2 separate regions of the Homo sapiens genome follow, and region 1 is linked to region 2. Evidence: chromatin loops called from intact Hi-C (ENCODE). Cell type or tissue: psoas muscle. All regions are shown on one strand. Links, peaks and the distances in the headings refer to the core of each region. The heading gives the core; the rest is flanking DNA.

Evidence for each region. Peaks named below come from ENCODE experiments on the same cell type or tissue, not always from the same donor. Only the 100,000 strongest peaks of a DNase experiment are listed, where the experiment ranks them.
Region 1: it touches region 2 in a loop (2.2-fold over the local background); 1 of 110 quality-filtered maps calls a loop at or near these places.

Annotation. Positions count from the first base shown.
Region 1 is chr3:135,482,816-135,499,067 of GRCh38, forward strand. LOC105374122 (a long non-coding RNA gene) reads right to left here. Exons shown (of 7, transcript XR_924528.4): 2 at 13,454-13,680; 3 at 10,443-10,480; 4 at 8,748-8,985. Among named protein-coding and RNA genes, the nearest start is that of PPP2R3A, 470 kb to the right of the region's middle. In psoas muscle, for the core only: no CTCF peak of the experiment used is centred there; a DNase peak (open chromatin) is centred at 8,876; H3K27ac peaks cover 528 bases.
Region 2 is chr3:134,985,951-134,990,950 of GRCh38, forward strand. All of the region lies in intron 3 of EPHB1 (EPH receptor B1), which reads left to right. Among named protein-coding and RNA genes, the nearest start is that of EPHB1, 190 kb to the left of the region's middle. In psoas muscle, for the core only: no CTCF peak of the experiment used is centred there; a DNase peak (open chromatin) is centred at 3,001.

The DNA.
Region 1 (16,252 bases), core at 6,006-11,005, 500 kb after region 2:
ATTGCCATGTTTCTAACACAAAGAAATGATAAATGCTTGAGGTGATGATTACCCTAATTATCCTGATTTGATAATTACACATTGTATGCCTATATCAAAACATCACTTGTACCCCATAAATATATATGAGTATTATGTACCCATAATAATTATTTTTAAAAGACAAAAAAGAAGCAGTGTCAAACTTCACGCATGTTATATTCAGACCTAAACTATTCCTCATCTACCGTGAACAACTTTTGTGAATACCATATTAACTCTAAGCACTACCAAAACCCACAAATTGGAGTGTAAAAAGAAAGAAAAAAAAAAGAATATGTGACACTACTAAAAAATCTTATTTTATTATGCCAGAACCTATCGCATTCATGTACCTGAGAGGAAGGATTTGATACACTAATTTGTCCTTTCCCTTACCTAAGTGCTTCCACTGCTCAAGTTTCCCTTGTCTTTTTCTAATAACAACAGCAAACCCACATACCTGAATGAATTGATTTGTGTTGTGGAGCAAGAGATGTGAAGAAGCATTTCCCTGGGGCCTGAATGGTGATAGCATTGACAGTGAATGTTCCAGGTTATGATGTGCCAGCAATAACAGCTGGTTCTCAAGTGAGAGACACTAGTGTGTTTGTGTGTGTGTGTGATCATGATCGTGATATATATCGTCCTTTAAATTGCAAGGATTAGGACAGAGACCACTCTTGCCTTTGGTATATTCTGGAAAATACCTCCCAGAACTCTGTTATGTCTTTCTGCTGAGTGTAAATCCCACCTGGCTCTCCAGAATAGAGCCTGCCATCCAGTCCTCTGGCATCCAGAGGGAGAAGCCTTGAATACTCTGCCTTGGTGCTGTTGTTTAGATCTCTACTCCTGACCATTCCACTGCTAACCACCTTCCCATCTACCTTCTCTATCATCTTCCCACAGTCTCTGAGGCTATGTTTATCTTCCTCTGGAACCAGATGACCTGTGTGTCCCCAGACTCTCCTGGTATTCCGTTTGACATAACCCCCAGTTCTGTTGCTACAGACCAGCCTATCAATCACTGCACCCACTGCCTTTGCTGAAGTCTATTAGCACAGTCCATCTCTGGCTGTCTTTAGGAGTACCATCTAACTTGGGTCCCTGGATGATCTCTTTGCTTTCACAACCTCTGAATGGTATGCTTTTCCCCATCAAGAATTAGTTGAAATTCCAGGCTGGCCTTGCTAAGTAACAGCATCCCATCATAGAAAATGTCAGACAAATCCATGTCTCCCACCTCTGACTGGGTAAAGTGCTTTATTAAAAATAAGAGTTGCAAGTGATGGGCCGGGCGCGGTGGCTCACGCTTGTAATCCCAGCACTTTGGGAGGCCGAGGCGGGCGGATCACGAGGTCAGGAGATCGAGACCATCCTGGCTAACACGGTGAAACCCCGTCTCTACTAAAAATACAAAAAAATTAGCCGGGCTTGGTGGCGGGCGCCTGTAGTCTCAGCTACTCGGGAGGCTGAGGCAGGAGAATGGCGTGAACCTGGGAGGCGGAGCTTGCAGTGAGCCGAGATTGCGCCACTGCACTCCCACCTGGGCCACAGAGCGAGACTCCGTCTCAAAAAAAAAAAAAGAGTTGCAAGTGATGATCCAATAGAGAAGGCTAGCCTGCAAAAGTTTTGGGAGGAAGTGTAGTTTTTAAGTTTGATTCTGAATCTTTAAACAGAGTTTGGAAACTTTTCCCAGTTTTCGTATACCCAGCCCAATTCACACATTTACATTACTAGGCTAGCCCTATAGGTAAACAATAAAGCATTGTTTTTAGAGCCAGATGAAAGCGAATTTGAATCTCTGCTCCATTTCTTACCTGCTGTGTACTCTGAAACAAGTTACATACTCTTTCAGAGCTCAGTTTTCTCATCTCTCAAAAGGAATAGCAAAACACACCTAGCAGGTTAGTAATGATGACTAAAAGAAAATGTGCTTTAGCATAGTGTTTGCACACGCTAGATAATTGGTAGTTGTTGGTTCTGTTCCCCTCATTCAGCCTCCACAATTCTCTAGCCACACTCTCAAATCTGCTAATGGATACCTTATAACTTGGCTCTGAGTGGGGCCACTACTTCCTCCTTTTGGATGAGCAATTAAGGACTCAGGGGGCAGCCTGTAGCCAGGAACTTAACTAAGTCAACTAAATCCAATAAATGACTTCTTCTATTACATAGAAATCATGGGTGCTCGTAGATACAAATTGGCTGTCTTCTCTACTTTCCTTTACAGCATTTAAGTAGTTCCTTAACACAATTTTATTTTGGAGCTTCCTAATTATATTACTCCAGGTACCTACTGTCAATGAGCTTGCCCATGGGAAAAAAAAAAAGAAGAGTTATTTATGCATTTTTATATTCCACAAGCATTTATGGAGTAACTCTGGTGATCTCAGCACTGCAGAGCATGCCAAAGTATAAGACATGGTTCCTGCCCTTGAGGAACTTAAAGACTCACTGGTGATAAATAATAAATATGTGAGAAATTATTAAATCAGAAGTGTATAAAACAGATGATGAATATTTAAGGGGAATGATGTTGTGGAAGAGCCCAATAATAATATTATATCTGTAGTTTATTTTTTAACTATTTTTATATATAAAGAAATGAAGTAGCTAGAGAATGTACCGTGGGTCAGGGAAATAGCATGAACAGAGCCTTGACAACTTGACTGAGCCAGTAGGAGCCTGAGCCAGTTGGAGTGAAAGCCCCATATAGAAGAGTCATTTCATTTCCATAAACATGAGCAAGCTCTAAATGATAGCTACAATCCCACAAGTGTTTTTCCTGCCCCTGGCCTTTCTCCTACTTGGGACAATCTATCATACTCTAGTGTAACAAAACATTCTAAGTACCATGTGAAAAGTATCACTCTCCCATTCAAACACTTACAATGGCCCTCTACTACTGCTGAATCCCACTGCTCACTGAATCCAGACTCCTCTGTGGTATCCTTATGGATCAGATAGAGGCTCAAAGTTTGGATTGTAGCGCAGTTAAGTAAAGAGAGGATAGCAAACTAGCAAACTGGATTTGAATCCAGTTCAGCCATCACCTAGTTATGTAGACCCCTAAGGAATTCAACTTCCTTGTGCCTCAAATCCATAACTCATCAGTTGCTGAGGAGATTACAATAATTTAATACATGTAAAGGACTTAGAATACTATTTGTCACATAGAAAATACTCAAGGACTATTGCCTGTCGGTAGAGGAATGAACGTATTGATTAATGGAACAAGTGAACCTGGAGAAAAGTTTCTACTCCCAGCCCTGAAAGCTCAGTTTGTGAGCCAGTGAAGACATAGAAGATATACTTATTCCATTTGCGAAATGATATAAAGTGGATAGGAATAGCAAATATGTTGGATGACAAATAATGTTCCAACACTATGCTAACCACCAACTGAAAGGGACAGACCTAACAAGATACAAGGAACAGGAATAAACACAGCCCAGTACTTTATGTGCTGGTAAACCAGCTCTCTAGAAGATAAAAGCCCCTGATTCACAGTATTTGCTAAATCCTGTGGTATAAAGACTCCTACCACAGCTGATGTCAAGTTACCATGTGATGTCCTGAACTCAGAATTGGGAAGAGATGCTAGCTAACATTGGCTCTCGTGAACTGCTGTGGGCTTGTTCTAGTACACCACTGAAAACAGAAAGTCCTAAACGAAGTTTAAAACAAAACTCTGTGTTTAGTATGATATAAAATGTGGCATAGTGCCTGGCCCTAAAGAGTTTCCACGAACTGAGCGACTGTAAATTCAACATGCGAGAGAAGCAGGGAAGTGAAATGGCCTGAGAGCTCTGGTCCTGCAGCCAGACATTTATGGATTCAAATTTCACCTTCCTTGCTTGCTAGGTGCATGATCTTTGAATAATCACTAAACCTCTAATCCTAGCTCCCTCATCTCTAAAATGGAAATGATGATAATAATGATAATAATGTCTGCCTCGTAAACTTACAGAGTTGAATGAGAAATGTCATGTTAAGAAAGAGTTTAGCAGACTGGGCACGGTGGTCCATGCCTGTAATCCCAGCACTTTGGGAAGCCAAGGCAGGCAGATCCCTTGAGCCCAGCAGTTCAAGATCAGGCTGGGCAACATGCTGAAACCCCATCTCTACAAAAAATATAAAAATTAGCTGGGTGTGGTGGCATGCACCTGTAGTCTCAGCTACTCAGTAGGCTGAGTTGGGAGGATCATTTGAGCCTGGTGGAGGTTCGAGGCTATAGGGAGCCAAGATCACACCACTGCACTCCAGCCTGGGTGACAAAGTGAGGCCCTGTTTCAAAAAAAAAAAAAAAAAAAACCCAGAAGAAATAAAGAAAGAGTTTAGCAATAAAAAAAAGACAAGCAACCAAAAGGGGAAAAAATGGGCAAAATAATGTGAATGAGCTATAGCTGCCATAACACACCACCCAGGGCTACTGGCTTAAAACAACAAATATCTATGTGCTCTGATTTCTGTGGGTTGACAGTTTGGGCTGAGCTCAGAAAAAAATGGCTCATTTTATCCTCAAGAAATTAGCTGGGCTCAGTCTCATGTTTGCAGTCAGCTGGCAGTCAATGGCCTCACTCATGTGTTTGGCAGTTTGCTGGACTAATGAAGGTCACCAGGCCACGTGTCCCTCATCATTCAGCAGACTAGCCCAGGCTTTTTCACATGGTGGTGGTTTCAGAGAAGCAAGAAACAGCACCAATGCACAAGCACTTTCCAAGTCTCTTGGGCCTCTTCAAGTCTCACATTTTCTTATCTCCTTAGCCAAAGGAAATCACATGTCTACGCCCAGAATCTGTATGATGGGAATTACCCAAGGATATCGATTCAGGGAAGGAAATTATTGTGGCCATTTTTGCAAACTAGCACAATGTAAGAATAGGAAATCGATAAAAGAAAAAATCCAAATGGCAAAAAAAAAATGCGTGAAAAGACGTCCAACCTTATTAGTAAAAGGAAAATGCAAATTAAAATGAGATATCATTTCATATTTACTGGCTTGGTAAATAAAAAGCCTTATAAAACTGAGGAATGGTTGAAAATGGGGAAATGAGAAATCCTGTACACAGCTACTGGAGCATAGACAAATTATGACACACTCATAGAATTCAGTAACTAAAATTAGGTTCCTAGGAATCAATATTGAAAACATAATTGTGAGTTACAGAATATCAGACAAATAAGATTTGATACTTTATATATGATATTTTATAAGTATATATGTAATAAAATTATAAAACATGGGTGGGAGGAACATACATCAACTTCAGAATAATATTTATTTATTGTGATGAAAGAATGAAAAGCAAAGAATGAAAAATAAAGGAGGCTTTGATTTTATCTGTATATTTTATTTATCCAAAAATTTGAAGTAATCATGGTAAAATAGCAGCGTACTGGAGGGCAAGGAGGGGAGGTGGGGATGGTTAGTAGATACAGAAACAGTAAAAAGAATGAGTAAGACCTACTATTTGATAGCACAACAGGGTGACTAAAGTCAATAATAACTTACTTGTACATTTTTAAATAATTTGAAGAGTGTAACTGGATTGTTTGTGACTCAGAGGATAAATGCTTGAGGGGATGAATACCCCATTCTCCATAATGTGCTTTTTTCATATTGCATGCCTGCATCAAAACATTTCATGTACACCCAAAATATATATACCTACTATGTACCAACAAAAATTAAAAATTAAAAGCATAAATAAATAAAAAGGAAAAGAAAAATATATGAAAATTAAAATTATGAAAAAAGCAAAAAAAAAAAAAAGAATATGTGTTAAATTCCAGAGGCAGGTCCATGAGGACTTGCTATGTTCAGAATATTTTAAATATAATATGTTTGAAATATTTCATCATTAAAGTGACATTTAAAGAAATAATAGCTGACATCTTCTTTAAGAAGAAAAGGTTGGAGGAACAAGTTTTATAACTGTTTAATTGGCTGCCCAAAAAATCTGCTCTTAGATTACATTTATGGAAGTATAGAATGTAGAAAGAAGGTGTGTACAATCCTGCTCTACTCCGTAGTGTCAGACCATGCCATGCTGGAGCACACTTTAGAAAGGACATACACAAATGTGAGAGTGGCCATTCATTCTGCCAACCACACTGCTTGAGTCTCTACTTGTGCTGTCAGTATAACAGGCCCTGAGGATACCACAGAGGACACAACATCTTGTGTCCCTGCTCTCAGAGGGGTTTGGATCATAAACCTGAAAGACACAATTCCAAACACCATCATCCCAAATACTGAAATCCCTAGAGATCAAAATTCCTAAACAGAAGATGGGAAAGTTTAACAGGAAATGTTCATGTTGTTGCATATCGAATCACAGAAGAATATCAAAAAGAGCAGCACTACATAGAAAATGAATATGAAAATATTCTCTGAGGAAAGCCATGTCCTAATAGAAAAAAGCAGCTATTCATCGTGATGCAAGACTTCAAAATATAGTCAATGATAGTGAAGGTTAGCCAGCCTTATGGACAACCTCTGTGCAATTGCCATTATCTATCCACTTAATATACTTTTCATGTCTAATGTTTTTCTTTTCTTTTTGTTAGTCTTTTTCATTATTTTAAATTGTTAATGTTGTATTTTACAATTTGCTAGGCTATGTATTTCATCTTTACATCATTTTCAATATTGAAGATATAAATTGCATAGAGACTTTTGGAGAGTTCTAATTGGTTTTACACATTTTTTTGCAGATTTGACTCCAGAAAATGCATTATCATAACGTTGACTTTGTGTGTAAGCATTGTGCATGTAAGTAAAAATGTTGAAATTTCCTCAATAAATGAAGAGATGTTCTTTTGCTACATCTGCTTTTGTGAGAAATGTCTCAAGATCTCGGCTCTTTGGGAGACTGCATATGTGATGGTGACCCAACATGGTTTTGTTTTTTTATTGATCTCTTTAAAATACTGTTAGGTTGCTCATAACAGTATTTCATATGACTGCAGTTATAAGGCTGCGTACACAACCATAGTGATATGTGTTTATATATTTCCCTTTTTCACCTATTTCTTTATGAATACAGTTCATCTGCTCATAATTGTTATATCCATGTGGCTGTCATTAGTATATCTGAATTTTTATGCCTCCAAAAATGTGTATGTTATTGACTCTTTTATTGTATAAAGTGGCCTGTGAAGTGTTCTGTTGCATTTTTGTTTCTCAAATAAATTCCCTTTTAAATATCTTTAAAATACTTTTTTATTGTTTTTCTCAGAGTTATATTTTTGGGATTGTGATCTTTCAGGATTTCCACATTCAGGATGGTGGCACTCTGGATTGTGTCTTTCAGGATTATGATCAGCTCTCCTCTTGGAGGCTTACCTTGCCTCCCAGTCAACATATACAGCAAATTTAAGAGCATATAGGATATAGTGGGTGAGGCAGTGGAGAGTTGATAACATAGCAAGGAGATGAAAAACTGCCCAAGCCAAGTTGTGAGGGGAAGAATGACAAGGCTGCCCGCCCCCACCTCTCTCCCACACTGACTCTTAGTCTACAGGGAATGCTGGGCTTTAGATGGAGCACTCTGAGTACCTTCCTGCACAGATACACTCAGCATAACCAGGGAGAAATCTGATATGTGTCCAGGGATCTCACTGGAGCTTTCCATGAAGCCCAGCCTTAGTGTCCCCATGAGAACTTCGCCCTCAAGCAAAGCAGAGGATCAGCGCAGTGTGCTCCATCCATCAGCTACTCGGCAGCCTTTATCCCTTCAAGGCTGAACTGCAAAAACAGTTATTTTTGCTGTACTGTATTTTTATTTCTCTTCAACTCCCTATTTCCTATTCAGTAATTATTGCCAAGAAATATTCACAGAAAACATGCTAGGTTTCTGACAGTCTGTCATGTGGGAGCTCTTCCTGTGCACTGCCTGGAGACTGGAGGCTGGCTGGGTGAGGTGCAGGGAGAATGGTTCTGGCCACCATAAGGAAAAAGTCTAAGGCTGCTGGGTTCAGACTAGCAGCAGGTAGCCTCTTTGGAGGTCTGCCAAGAGAAGACACAGGAACACTGAAGAGCAAGTGGCTGGTTGGCCTTAAGAATTCTATAAAATGTCTTCATTGAATTTTTCTGATTCTAGAATAATTATAAAACCATTAAAAATTAAAGAAATGTTTAAGACAGTGTGGCTCCATAATTTTATCTTGTAGGGAAAACCACTATTCACACTTTGATCTGTATCTTTTCAGACATTTTTCATTGCATATGCAAACTTTCAGATATGAAAGGGGGATCATGATATATATAGATTGCCTTGCAACTTGCTTTTCTCTCCCGCCATAATGTTATATTTTGGAAGCCTTCCCCATATTGGATCTGCATGACTATTCATTCTTTTTATGGGTTGCAATATTTATTCCTTCACAAATACCTACCAAACGTGAGCACCCACTTAATGTCAGGCACTCTTCTAGGCACGAGGGAACACAATGATAAGCAAGAGTTTTGTCCTCATAAAACTTTACATTCTAGTAAAGAGAAAGAAATACACAAACAAAAAGATATCAAAGAATGTCCAAGAAATACATGCTATGAAATAAAATAAAGCAGGTTAAGGGGTCACTGTGCAACAAAGAATACTGTTTTAAATTGCATAGTCATAGAACACTTCTCCCAGGGATTCTGTATCAGTGGTCTATCGCTGTGTTTCAAATTACCCCAAGACTTAGTGTTTAAAACAACAGTATTCATGACTCACAGTTTCTGTCTAATGGGAATCCAGCAGAGGCTTAGCTGCACCCGCTGCTTCAGGATCTCTCTCAGGCTTCAGTTGAGTTGCCAGCCAGACCTGCAGTCATCTGAAGGTTGTTAGCAGGAATTAGTTTCCTACAGGCTGTTCTCTGGGAGCATCAGTTCCTCATTGGCTGTTGGCTGAAGGTATCCCTCAGTTCCTTGCCATGTGGACTTCTCCATAGGGCAGCTCACAGCATGGCAGCCTGCTTACTCACAAGCAAGAATGACAGGGAGAGGAAGACAGAGGGAGAGAGAAAGAGCATGCAAGATGAAGTCATGGTATTCTGTTATAAGATCTCAGAAGTGAAATCCCCCCTTTTAAAATATTCTATTCATTATTAGTAAGTCACTAGGTCCAGCTCACACTAGAAGGGAGGGAATCCATACCAGGAGGGCAGGTCGTTAAGGGTCATTTTCGAAGCTGTTCACCACATGTTGATATTTGAACAGAGGTATAAATAGAGTGAGGAGACAGTCGTATTAATATCTGGGGGAGAAAACCTTCCAAGAAGGAGAAACTGCAGGAGCAAAGGCCCTAAGGGTGGAACTGCCTTGGTCTGTGGAACAGCTATAGCCTCTAGGAACTGGAGCAGGAGGAGAGAAAGAGCAGTGGAAAATTAGGGTGAGAACGGGGAAGGGACCAAATCATCCCAGGCCTTATAGGCCATGGGAAAGGGCTTGGGGTTTTATTTTAAGAGTAATACGAAGCCACAGTATTCCCTAGTTTGTATTATCATAATTTATTTGCTTAACCTACTGATGAAGATCATTTTTAATTTTCTGTTTGTAAAAATGCCAACCCTAAATATATGTATGTGTGCATTTATCCTGCAGGTATATGTGTATCCTCAGGGGACTTTTTCTGGACCAAAAAGTATGTGCATTTAAAATGTAGATACACACATATTGCCAAACTGCACTCACAAACACTTTCCCAATTGACTCGCCCATCAAAATTGTGCAAAAGGAAAGTCCTGGCCAACACTAAGTAGTATTAAGCTTTCGAGTATTCGTTAATCCGATGCAGGAAAGTGGCATTTCATTGTGATTTGTATTTGTTTCCTCTCTTAAGAGGACAAATCTCTTTGCATCCTTCTGTTTCATCCTCTGCAGGGTCTGGTGGGGTCTAAGGGTCCTCTACTCTGACTGTCTCTAATGGCTGCTGGCCCCACAGCCCAGGAGCTGGCCGGCTGTCCAGCATTGCTTCCCTTTTCTTCCTGTGGTCTCAGGGGCCACTCTGGCCTTCCTACTGCGGAGCCTTTGCCTGATCTCCTTTCCCCACACACATCTCTTTCCACTTGTCAGACTCAGGTGTCTCCTCAGTGTCTAGCATCCAGCTGCCTCTGCCATGCTCTCCATCAGATTACAGGTGCTCAGAAGCCCCTCCACAGGATGCCAGGTGGCCCAGTGAAGCAATAGTCAGAGAGGTGTACACCAGGCTTCTATCCAGCTCCAGCTCCTATAACTCTCTGATCTTGGGGAAAGTGCCGAAACAGCATGTGTCTCCATGCTTTCTCTAAATGGAGGTCAGAAATAATAGTCACTTCTTAGGTATGCTGTCATAGGATTAAATGCGAAAGTTAAAACAAAATACTAGGAATAGTACCAACCACTTAGTAGGTAGTCAGTAAATATGAACTCTTACCATCATCGTACCTACCTGAGTGCATTTGAGATGCAGTGAGGGCATCTGAGTTCCTAGAAGGCAGAAACAGTACCTTATTCATTTTTGCAATTCTAGAGGTACTTCATACAGTTCCCTGTACAAGACAGCATTCAATAATTATTTGTATAATTATTTGTGTATGTGTCAAATCAAGGAATTCACACCTGAATGAATGAATGAATGAATTGAATGTGCAGCCCTAACATGGAGGGATTTAACTGTCAACTGTTATCTTGGGTACAGTTGGGAATCCTTGAAGGATCTCATGAAGATTAAATAACATAAAATAATGTTTTAAGAAGGAATTTAAGGAATAAGTAAATTTACAAATAAGATTTTTTTAAACCTGCAGATTTCGCCAGTTCTCATAAACGAAAGCGGCCAAAACACATTTGGAAACATGTTTTAAGCTGTCTGCTCTTCAGACCATGCATGCATAGGCTCCCCAGCCCTCCCCCAATTTCTGTAGCCCACCCTGCCTCCCAGTGGCCCATTACCAGGCAGAGGCCCCTCTAGAGATGAGCACACAAATGTGCTCACTGTTTTTGCCTCAGGTGCTCTCTCCAGCATGCACGGTGGTTTAAAACAGAGGCAAACAACCACAGCCTGAAGGCCACATTCAGCTCGCAGATATATTTTGCTTCATGCACACAGTATTTTCTAAAAATTAAATTAAAACTCAGGAGATTTACATTTTTTAAAGTACAGATACCTTGCAAAACCTGAGGTCTGGCCACAGGGACCAGCACTTCCTCATGGAAGCACCAGTCTTTTTCATGAACCCCTATAGCAGCAGTCCCCTTAGGACAGGCCTATACTTTATTTTCAGGTCCCCAGGACCCTACATTCTTATCTCATTGTTTATGTTGAACGGATGCCGAGCCACATGAGTTTTCAACCCTTGTTTTACAAGTATCATTCCAAGTAGACATTGGCCTTGCCTTTCACTAATGAAATACTCACTAATGAGTATTTCAGCCCCAAATAATTCCTCAAACATATAAAGCAACAGTTCCTTAACCCCGACATGATTTTTGAGAAAACTTCTCTATAATCGGATATACTCAAGCATTGTCTACAATTCTAACCTCTTAGATACTGAGTACTCGTTTGGCTACCACTTTTTTCAAGGTGTACCTCCATAAACATCCCATGGAAGACATTTTGGGGAACACAGCCTGGGAAGGTCCAGAGACCCTCAATACCTAAAGAGAAAACTCTACACTCACAGATACACTCACAGAGACAATCTCTTAGAAATAGGGGCAACACTGCCCATCTTCAGCCCCTTACCAAGGGAGGTGATACAAGAGAGATGACACAAGCCATCCCCTGGATAAGTCAACTGCAGAGGAAGCTGGGGAAGAGGAAGACCCATTGCCTTTGCTCAGGATTCTAGAAACAGACTCTGAGATGGAGATGTATGTGCAGGAGTTTTGTCGGAGCAGGCACTAGGGAATGCAGAAGCCTCAGATAATCCTGCAGGAAGCTTGGGAGTTATGGACTGCGGAGTATTCAGAGTTCTCTTCCAAATTGAGGCAAAGGGGCCAGGCCTTTGTAACCCCTGTATCAACCAGTCATTGAAGGAGAGAGTATTACCCTGGGAAAGGCAGCTCTCACCAGCCAGATGCAGTTCCCAGACAGGGATTTGGCTATGGCCATCAGTAGCCAACACTCTCAGCATGAGCAGATAAGTGTGTCAGTCCTGAAAGGGAATCTGACTGGAATTCACAGGTCCACTACATCCACCTTCCTCCTTCAGGGTAAAATAGAATAATCTTCCCAGCCACTGGCACCAACAAATGCCATGTGAAAGCCAGAAGGTAAGACCTGGAGGCAAGGCTCTGGCGTATTGCTTCTAACATTTAACACTGGGAACGGCAGTACTCTTTCTGAAGCACAGTTCTGGATACAATGCTACAATATTTAAAAATCCTCAGGGGCTCCCAATTTTCTCCAAAATGATGTACAAACTCCTTAGCCTGGAATTCCAGGCCCTTTATCTTCTGTCCCAGACTACCTTTTCAGCTTAACTCTCATTATCTCCTGCAAAACTCAATACTGAACAGTAGTCTCCAAGCAGTCTCCATAGTTTACCTCCTTCATGTCTTTATTGTTGGTTATTCCCTCTTCCTAGAAAAACCATATCTCCCATCTCCATACATCTAAATCTTATCCAACTTTCTTGATTCAGCCTAAATGCTTCCCCGGTTCTATCTAACTGGAAGTAATCTTTCTCTGATCTTGTAATAACATTGCTTTGCTGTGAATTATATTCGATTTCTCCCATATACTTAACCATAAACTCTTTGAAGGCAGGACTTAGGTCTCATTAAGTGTCTTTTGTATCATAAATATTCATTTAATTTTTAATGTATTAATAGATGGATTGACAGATATATGGACATATGGGTGGACAGGAATATAGATGGAAGAATGACAGGCTCAGGATAGATTCCTGCTATTGAGATGATGTCTTCACTGTCTTGTCTTCATTCTGTTCCTTAGCTCTGTGTATCCTATTTAATTTATGAATAAGAGGCAGATTGGTCTAAAAAGAACTAGGTTATATTTTCCATATTGAAATATTCAAATTGCTTACTGAGCACTGGAGGCAGTGGGGAATCACTGAGCCCCCTTTTCAAGCTTGTTACCACATTTGTGCATAAGAGGGAAATAGCATCTAAGTCCCATTTGAGCCTACCACAAAACAGCCCCTGAGCCAGCTGTTATATTTCAAGTGGTACCACTTGGAAGACTTCTTGAACTTCAGATGGTTATTAACAAAACAATATGCTGATCAGTTCCAAGACACTAAATCAGAGGCAATGAGTTTTGGCAGCTGCTTGGCTCATGAAAGGTGACACCCAATTAGAGAATACGGTCAACCCCAGTGTGTGCTTCCGACTTCCCACAGTATTTATAGATGCAGTCATGGATCTGACAGCCAAGGATCCCACTTGGAGACACAAACTCTTCCAGAAGCCATACTAATAACCACTTACTGTTGCGTGATGCTGCACTTCATCTGAGTCCTCACAATGACTCCAAGAGGTAGGGATGGAATGTATTCTCATCTTCTCTTGAAGCCTCAGAGAGAAAAGACTATCCCAGAATGGCATGTCAGTAAAGTTGGTGTAGCAGCAAGGCCACAAGTAAAACCCAGGCTTTGACTCCTTCTCAGCAGCAATCTCCTTGCTATGTGATCTCATCCATACCTTTGCCTCCAGGTCTACAAAGAAAAATTATCAAATATATAATAATTTATTAATAATTTATGCAAGTGACATCATAGCCATTTTTAGAATTTTAGCACAATGCCTCGTAATTATTCATAAAGCCTGATCTAGATTATTTCTGCAAAGTTTAATTTCAATCTCTTTTGTCCTATCCTCATCTATTTAATATCTTTTGGGAAGAGGGCAGGTTTTAATTTTCAAAAGAGTAAGATGGTCCCTAGAAACTCCTTGAGAAGATTGTGTAACAGAAGAAATGTGAACCCTTATTGGGAAGAACATGTTTCCTGGGACCAACTGTGACTCACTAAGAGCAATCCCCATTAGACATGCCTGTTGGTGAGATGACCACAATAGAGAATTAAAAAGATGCAGTAGATACTGTGCTTATTGATTTTAGCAATGTCTTTGATGGAGTTTCCTATAATATTGTTGTTAACAAATTACAGAGATATGGACCTCATGATAATACAATTCAGTGGATTTATAACTGGTTGAATAAATTTGGAGATGACGATTAATGGGTGATATGACGCTATAGGATGCCCTGAACTGTGATATAATGAAGAATTTTGACCTCTGCCTCATTCAGTCCAAAATTTTTATCAAGTATTATTAAATATTTGTCCCCTTGAGCCTGCATACCCCATCTACATGAGGCTGAGAGAAGAGGCTGTGGAGGGGGATGGCAGAATCAGCATGCCAAAAGCAGTAGTTCAAACCTGACCCAACATTTCAGAGTCATATTCAAATAATCAAGTGCACACATAAAGGATGAGGAGACAGACCTTGATAGCAACTCATGAGAAGAAGACCTCAGAATTGAGTCTACTGTCTCAGTTTCACTCAATAGTAAGGGGGCAGTTGCCAAGGAAGCTAATAGGAACACAGGACTACATTTTCCAGTGGTAACTAACTGCTGTCTGCTTCTTCCAGAGGTTCTGAGATCTGTAGTTCAGGGTATTCACTGACCAGATGGAGAAAGGTCACAGGCAGGAAAAGAAAATGGGAAAAGAACTGAAAACTATATTAATTAAAAGACCTTGGAGATGTTTAGCCAGTTGATGATTCTCTTTAAATGTCTGAAAGACTGTCCCAAGAAAAAGGAAATTTTCTTTTTTTTTGAGACGGAGTCTTGCTCTGTCACCCAGGTTGGAGTGCAGTGGTGCCATCTCGGCTCACTGCAAGCTCCACCTCCCAGGTTCATGCCATTCTCCTGCCTCAGTCTCCCAAGTAGCTGGGACTACAGGCGCCCGCCACCACACCTGGCTAATTTTTGTATTTTTAGTAGAAACAGGGTTTCACCGCATTAGCCAGGATGGTCTCGATCTCCTGACCTCATGATCCGCCCGCCTCAGCCTCCCAAAGTGCTGGGATTACAGGCATAAGCCACCATGCCTGGCCGGAATTTTCTTTCTGTGTGAATCCTTGGTGCAGGGCTGGAGCCAGTGAGTAAAAGTTAAAAGAAAGCACATTTTCGTTCAGCTGTATAAGAAAATGCTAAAATATCAGTTTACCATGAAAGTCTACATGCCAGGAAGAAACTGAATGAACGTTAAACAGACTCACAATTAAGAGAAGCTATGATGTGGGCCTAGCTTACGGTATGTGAGTTCTCTGGGCCAGGACAGACAGCTTGAGTACCAGGCAGGTACCCTGAGGATGTGCCATCACCACAGTGACCACAGACCTGAACTGGCTCTCTGCGGCTTTGTGGTCTGTATTTACGGCCCATCCATGCATCCTTGTGCCTTCCTGTCCCTAACTGGTGCCTGCACTGAACACTTGGGTCTTGTATTGTGCTTAAATCCTTCACACCAGGCCTGAGGGTTCGGCCTAAGTAGTTTCAGCCTCTCAAGGGTCTTCTTAACTAAACTTTTCTGCTTCTCTGTGGCCTTCTGATCGACCCTCCCCAACCCTGCATGTCCCACAAGCTGTGGAGTTCCCCACTGCACATAGTACTTTATTAAAGGCTAGAAAATTAGGGATGTGAATGACAATAGGATGGGCAACCAAGAGTGCTCATCAAGTCTCCTCCCTGAAGTTATTTAGAAACAAGAGCCTTCTTTGTTAAGATTTTTCAGAGGACAACTAACTAAGTGAGCCACATGGCATCTGGAAGGGGAGGGGAATGGAGTTGGCACTGGTTGAACCCCTACTCAGTGACTGTCATTGTGTTAGGGTTTTTGACACACATTACCACATGAAATACTCACAATACTCCCTTGGTTAGGTCTAAATCTCTTTTAAGTGAGAGGTGACAGAGATTCCTAGGGTTAAGTAACCTGCCCAAAGTCATAATGCTGGCAAGTTGCAGAGCCAGGATTTGAATTCAGCACGACCCTCCAGCCTATTTCATCCCTGCTGCAGGCCTTTTCTAGCTTGGAAAGTCTAAATCTACCAGGTTTTCATGCGATGCAATTATTGAATTACTTGTAGAATTTCATTCTTTTGAATGGTCTGTTTTGCAGCAACACACAGGAAAAAATTGTCACTCCACACAGCTTTGATTAGCAATATTAACACTCTTTTAGAAAACATAGATTACAGCAATGCAGGAAGCTGGCC
Region 2 (5,000 bases), core at 1-5,000:
TCAGGAGTCACACATGCAGAATTCCAGCCAAGCAGAAAACATGTTTGCCCCAGATAGTGACTGTCAGACACAGATTTCACTCCCAATAACTTGGGAATGAAACACAAATAAGGAAGTCTGCATTTCACATGTCTTCTTAGATTACAAATTCAGGCTTAGCACATTAGGTCAGGATGTGATAGCTCAGATGCCAGCTCTTCAGCTTTATTCCACAAGCACCGGGAGTGACTCTTTTCCAGATGATTACAGAATGTGAGTGCTGGAAGAATCCCTCATGATTATTCCATGAAACCAAATTTTTCACTTGAGAAAAGTGGTGACAGGGTATTCAGTGAATTTATCAAGGGTGGGCCAAGTAGGGGTGCTTTGTCTCTGAGATGGTTCCTTTTAAGTCATTCCTGTCAAATGCAGCGTGGCATAGACAAGGCTTTCTTAATTGCCATTCCTCACAAATGAGCATGTGCATTGACATATGTCTTGTCTGTGTGCGTGGCATGGACCATCCCAGCCAACATGCGGCTGATTCCAGATGTTAGCTTGAGGGGCCAACTCAGGTTCAGCATCAGCCAAAGCACTTGGAAATACCTAAGTGATGTCATGATCCCATTTACGCATCTGGAGGATGGAGGCCTGGAACATAAAACTCTTATTTTCCAGTCCATATTGGACCTTAGTCTAGCCTGTGTTCTTCAGACTTTGCGGCCAAAAATGTTCTCTAAAATGTCAGGTTACTATTATAAACTTTTGATTTAAAGATATTAACACACACACACACACACACACACACACACACATCCCAAACAAAAACAAGAGACCTATTTTCCATCACTGGTGCATCATTCATTAAAGGAAGGTCAGCTTAACACCAACAAAAAATTTTGTAATTGTAATCTCAGAATTTAAACATTTAAGGATTCAATATTTATGAAAATTATTGCAAAAATTCAATCTTTGTGAAAATCTCACCACATTGCATTTAGCCCTTTTGTGTTAATAGAGTCTTCTCACCTCTGTCAGATCTGAGTATGAAAACAACTGGACTAACCTGAATTTATTAATAGAATGAAGGGCATCCCTTTCTTACCTTACACAACCCATCAAGATACTTACACAGAGGGAACTTTGACCATGAAATACTGGGCACTCACTATTCCTCAAATGTTAGCCTATCATGCCTAAATAATAGTAATAACAGTAACAACAACAACAATAATAATAATAATTACTAACATTTATTAAGCATATAATACGTACAGGCATTGTCTTAAGTATATTGCGTGCGTTAATTTATCTAATCATCACAGCTGTCATGGACTGAATTACGTCCCCTTAAAATTCCTGTGTTGGGCCCTAAAGCCCTGTAGGGCCTAAGGCTCTAATGTCCTCTGATGGCATTTGGTTATAAAACCTTTAAGGAGATAATTAAGGTTAAATGAGATCATAAAGGTGGGACTTTAATCCAGTGTCTTTATAAAAAGAAGCACCAGAGTGCTGTTTCTGTACATGCACACAGAAAAGACCATGTGAGGCCAGGCACAGTGGCTCACACCTGTAATCCCAGCACTTTGGGAGGCTGAGGCTGGCGGATCACGAGGTCAGGAGATCGAGACCATCCTGGCTAACACGGTGAAACCTCGTCTCTACTAAAAATGCAAAAAATAATAATAATAATCAGCTAGGTGTGGTGGCACGCGCTTGTAGTCCCAGTTACTCTGGAGGCTGAGGCAGGAGAACCGCTTGAACCCGGGAAGCGCAGATTGCAGTGAGCCGAGATCACGCCATTGTATTCCAGCCTGGGTGACAGTGCAAGACTCTGTCTTGAAAAACAAACAAACAAACAAACAAACCATGTGAGGACATAGCAAGAAGGTGGCATCTGCAAACCAAGGACGGAGGCTTCACCAGAAAACAGCCCTGCTGATACCTTGATCTTGGACGCCCAGCCTCCAGAACTGTAAGAAAATGAATTATGTTTAAGCTACCCAGACTGGTATTTTTTTTAATGGCAGCCTAAGCAGACTATACAACAGCCCTATGGGTATATACTTTTATCAGCTCCATTTTGCTAAAGAGGACCTTGAATCTCAGAGTTGTGACTAGCATGAACAAGGTCAAATAGAAATCATGGAGCTTGGCCTTGTTTAATTCTCAGTTGGCATCCATTAAGAAGCAGGCCTTATGTTGAGATGGGAGGAAGGCCCAAGTCCTTGATCTCCTGTCTGAGCCAGTAGCTCTGTCCTTCTGAGCCACTGTACAAGACTCTGTTGTGGAATAACTGCCAGGCCAGAGGGGCTGTTATTACAAAAAGGAAAGACTAGAAAGTCCTGAACTCAGGGCTGGGCACAAAGGAGGGAGCTCAAGAAATGTGAATGGAATCTGCTGAACAAATTAATGAGCAGTATTGTCATTGGCATTCCTTTGTCTTCAACTTCATGTGTGCAGTCACAGTCCTAAGCAGACTATATATTTTTTTTCAAAAAAGAGCAGTTAGCCTAATCAAATGAGTAAACATAAGCAGAACTAATGACTGTTGGGTTCTATAAATTGTGTCTTGAAATGCTAACGGCCCTAATAAGAGCATCCACAGTAAATGAATGCACCATTAGGCTGAAAACAGGATCATCAATACCAGAATATGCCCACTCCTCCTCCTTCCCCATTTATTAGAGTTGGCTGCCCATGAGAGATACATGGTACAAGTATTCAGGTAACCCTATCATGCGGTTTTTACTTGTATTACTCACAGTGATTTGTATGTATAGTAATCCTTCCCCAACCACAGATTCTCTTTTTATGAAATTCTGGTATCCTTGAATTTATTTCTGTATACTTGGAGAATTTCTGTTCTAGGATATTCAGGTTTTTGAGTCACTGCTGTTGGGTATAATTTAGAAATAGAGAAACTGGTGGGTGGTAGGAGAAAAGAGTAGAAGGCAGAACAGGAGATGTTTCACAATGCAGCCTTGGCAGAAGACCTGGGAGTGCCTTCTCCTGTTCACGTCTGCTCTGGGAAGGGAATTGAGATGTGCTGACCTAAGCTCAGAACTCTAGGCCAGGGACTGAAGAGCTCTGCTGTCTATCATGCTCTATTTTTAAGGGAGCTAAGAATTGGACCCCTACAGAGCTCTTTTGAGTAAGTTAAATAAAGATTCCTGCAAGTGTTTCAAACTTCCCGCTTACTGTGTCTCTGGCACCACGGTGGAAGTGGTGAAGCAGGATCACAGGTGACATAAATCAGAAAGGCTCTGAATATTTGATTGGAGGACAAGATAGGGAGGAAAGTGAATTTACTGCACCAGAGGGGGAACATTACAAATGCCTTATTGAAACTGTGGAGAGGGAGATTCTGAAGATTTTTGTATTCAAGGCTAGCAAATGGGAATTAACTAACATGGAAATCATTATTACTATAACTTATACAAAACGCTGTTGATATTCTACTTATGTGTGTGTGATGTTTTTATATTAGAAAAGACTTTGCTTTTATTAAAGTTACACATTTCTATTGACATTTCAATACACACGCCTGCACACGCACGCGCGCGTGCACACACACACACACACACACACATATATGTGAATGACTCAAAATAATCCAGAAACTACTATTGTTAAATTTAGGTCAACATCACTTTAGAGCTGTATCTATAAGCTATCTTCACTGTAACTAGAAAGATGGATGGCAAGTCAAAACTAATTTTAGAAAGATGTGATCACGGTAATCTTTAACACATTAATTTAATTGTGTTAAATGTAAAGGAAGAAAAATAAATGAATATAAATGGAAGGAATTGCTACATTTGATAAATGCTTCTTCACCACAAGATATACTCTTTCCTGGAAGATTATTTTAAGATTAAGAAATAATTTTATAGAAACAATGAGATTTAAATCACTATTTTAAAAGTCACACTTCGATTTTAAATAGTACCAATTAACCCCTTGCTATGAAAGATGAGGAAGTTGGTATACTTGACTATTTCTAATATTTCTTCACCTTTCCCCACCTCCCAATTTTTACTACTTTTAATTTCTTTTTTTATTTTAAGGTTTATAACTTGTTTTGGTTTTATTTATGTATTTAAAAGAATGTAACAATTCTTGGTTGCTTTATCACAATTTCTCCTTACCAAATTCATTAATTTATCTCTTAGTTGATTGAATTTTGTTATCAAAAAACTTTCCCCTCTAGAAGGACTCTCTCCCTTCCCTGAGATTCTAGTACATTCAGGAGAACCTCAGCCTATGAATATAGCTATAGAGAAGTCTGAAGCTAACCTATGTTTTCTTTTGAGGTGATTTATTTATTCTATTTGCTGGCTGAATAATTCTTTCTTTATCTTTGAAATTCAACAATTTCACCAGGCTATGCCTTTGCCCCTGCTGATTCTTCCTTCATTTTAAGAAATTTTTTTATTATAAGCTCTCTGAATATCTTTTTTGTTTGTTTGTTAGTTTTTGTTTTTGGATAGAGCCTCTAACTTAGGGATGCTAGTAATCCTCCATATACTATTGTGAGCCGTTTCTTTGTTCAGAACTTATTTTCCATGTATTTTCTCCATGTTAATAGTTCAGTTTTAAACTCTATCAATTATTTAGCCATTTCTTTTTTATTTACTAGTTTTATCTGTCAGTATCTGCAGAGATCTGTCAGTATCTGCAGAGAATTTGTACCAGGACTCCTGGGGATACTGGGGATCTAAGTCCCTTAGACAAAATGGTATAATCTGTGCTCATTCTCCTGTATATTTTAAATTATCTCTAGATTACTTGTGGTACCTACTACACTGTAAATAACTTATACTGTATTATTTTTATTGTTGCATTTAAAAAATGTTTTTGATCCATGGTATGTTGAATCTGCACATGTGGAAACCATGAAAACAGAGGGCCAACTGTATTGTTACTTTGATCCACAATTTGTTTCCTGAACTCGGCAATCTCCCTTTTATATATTATTCCATTATATTTGGCTTTTGAGCTTTTGTATTATTGAATTC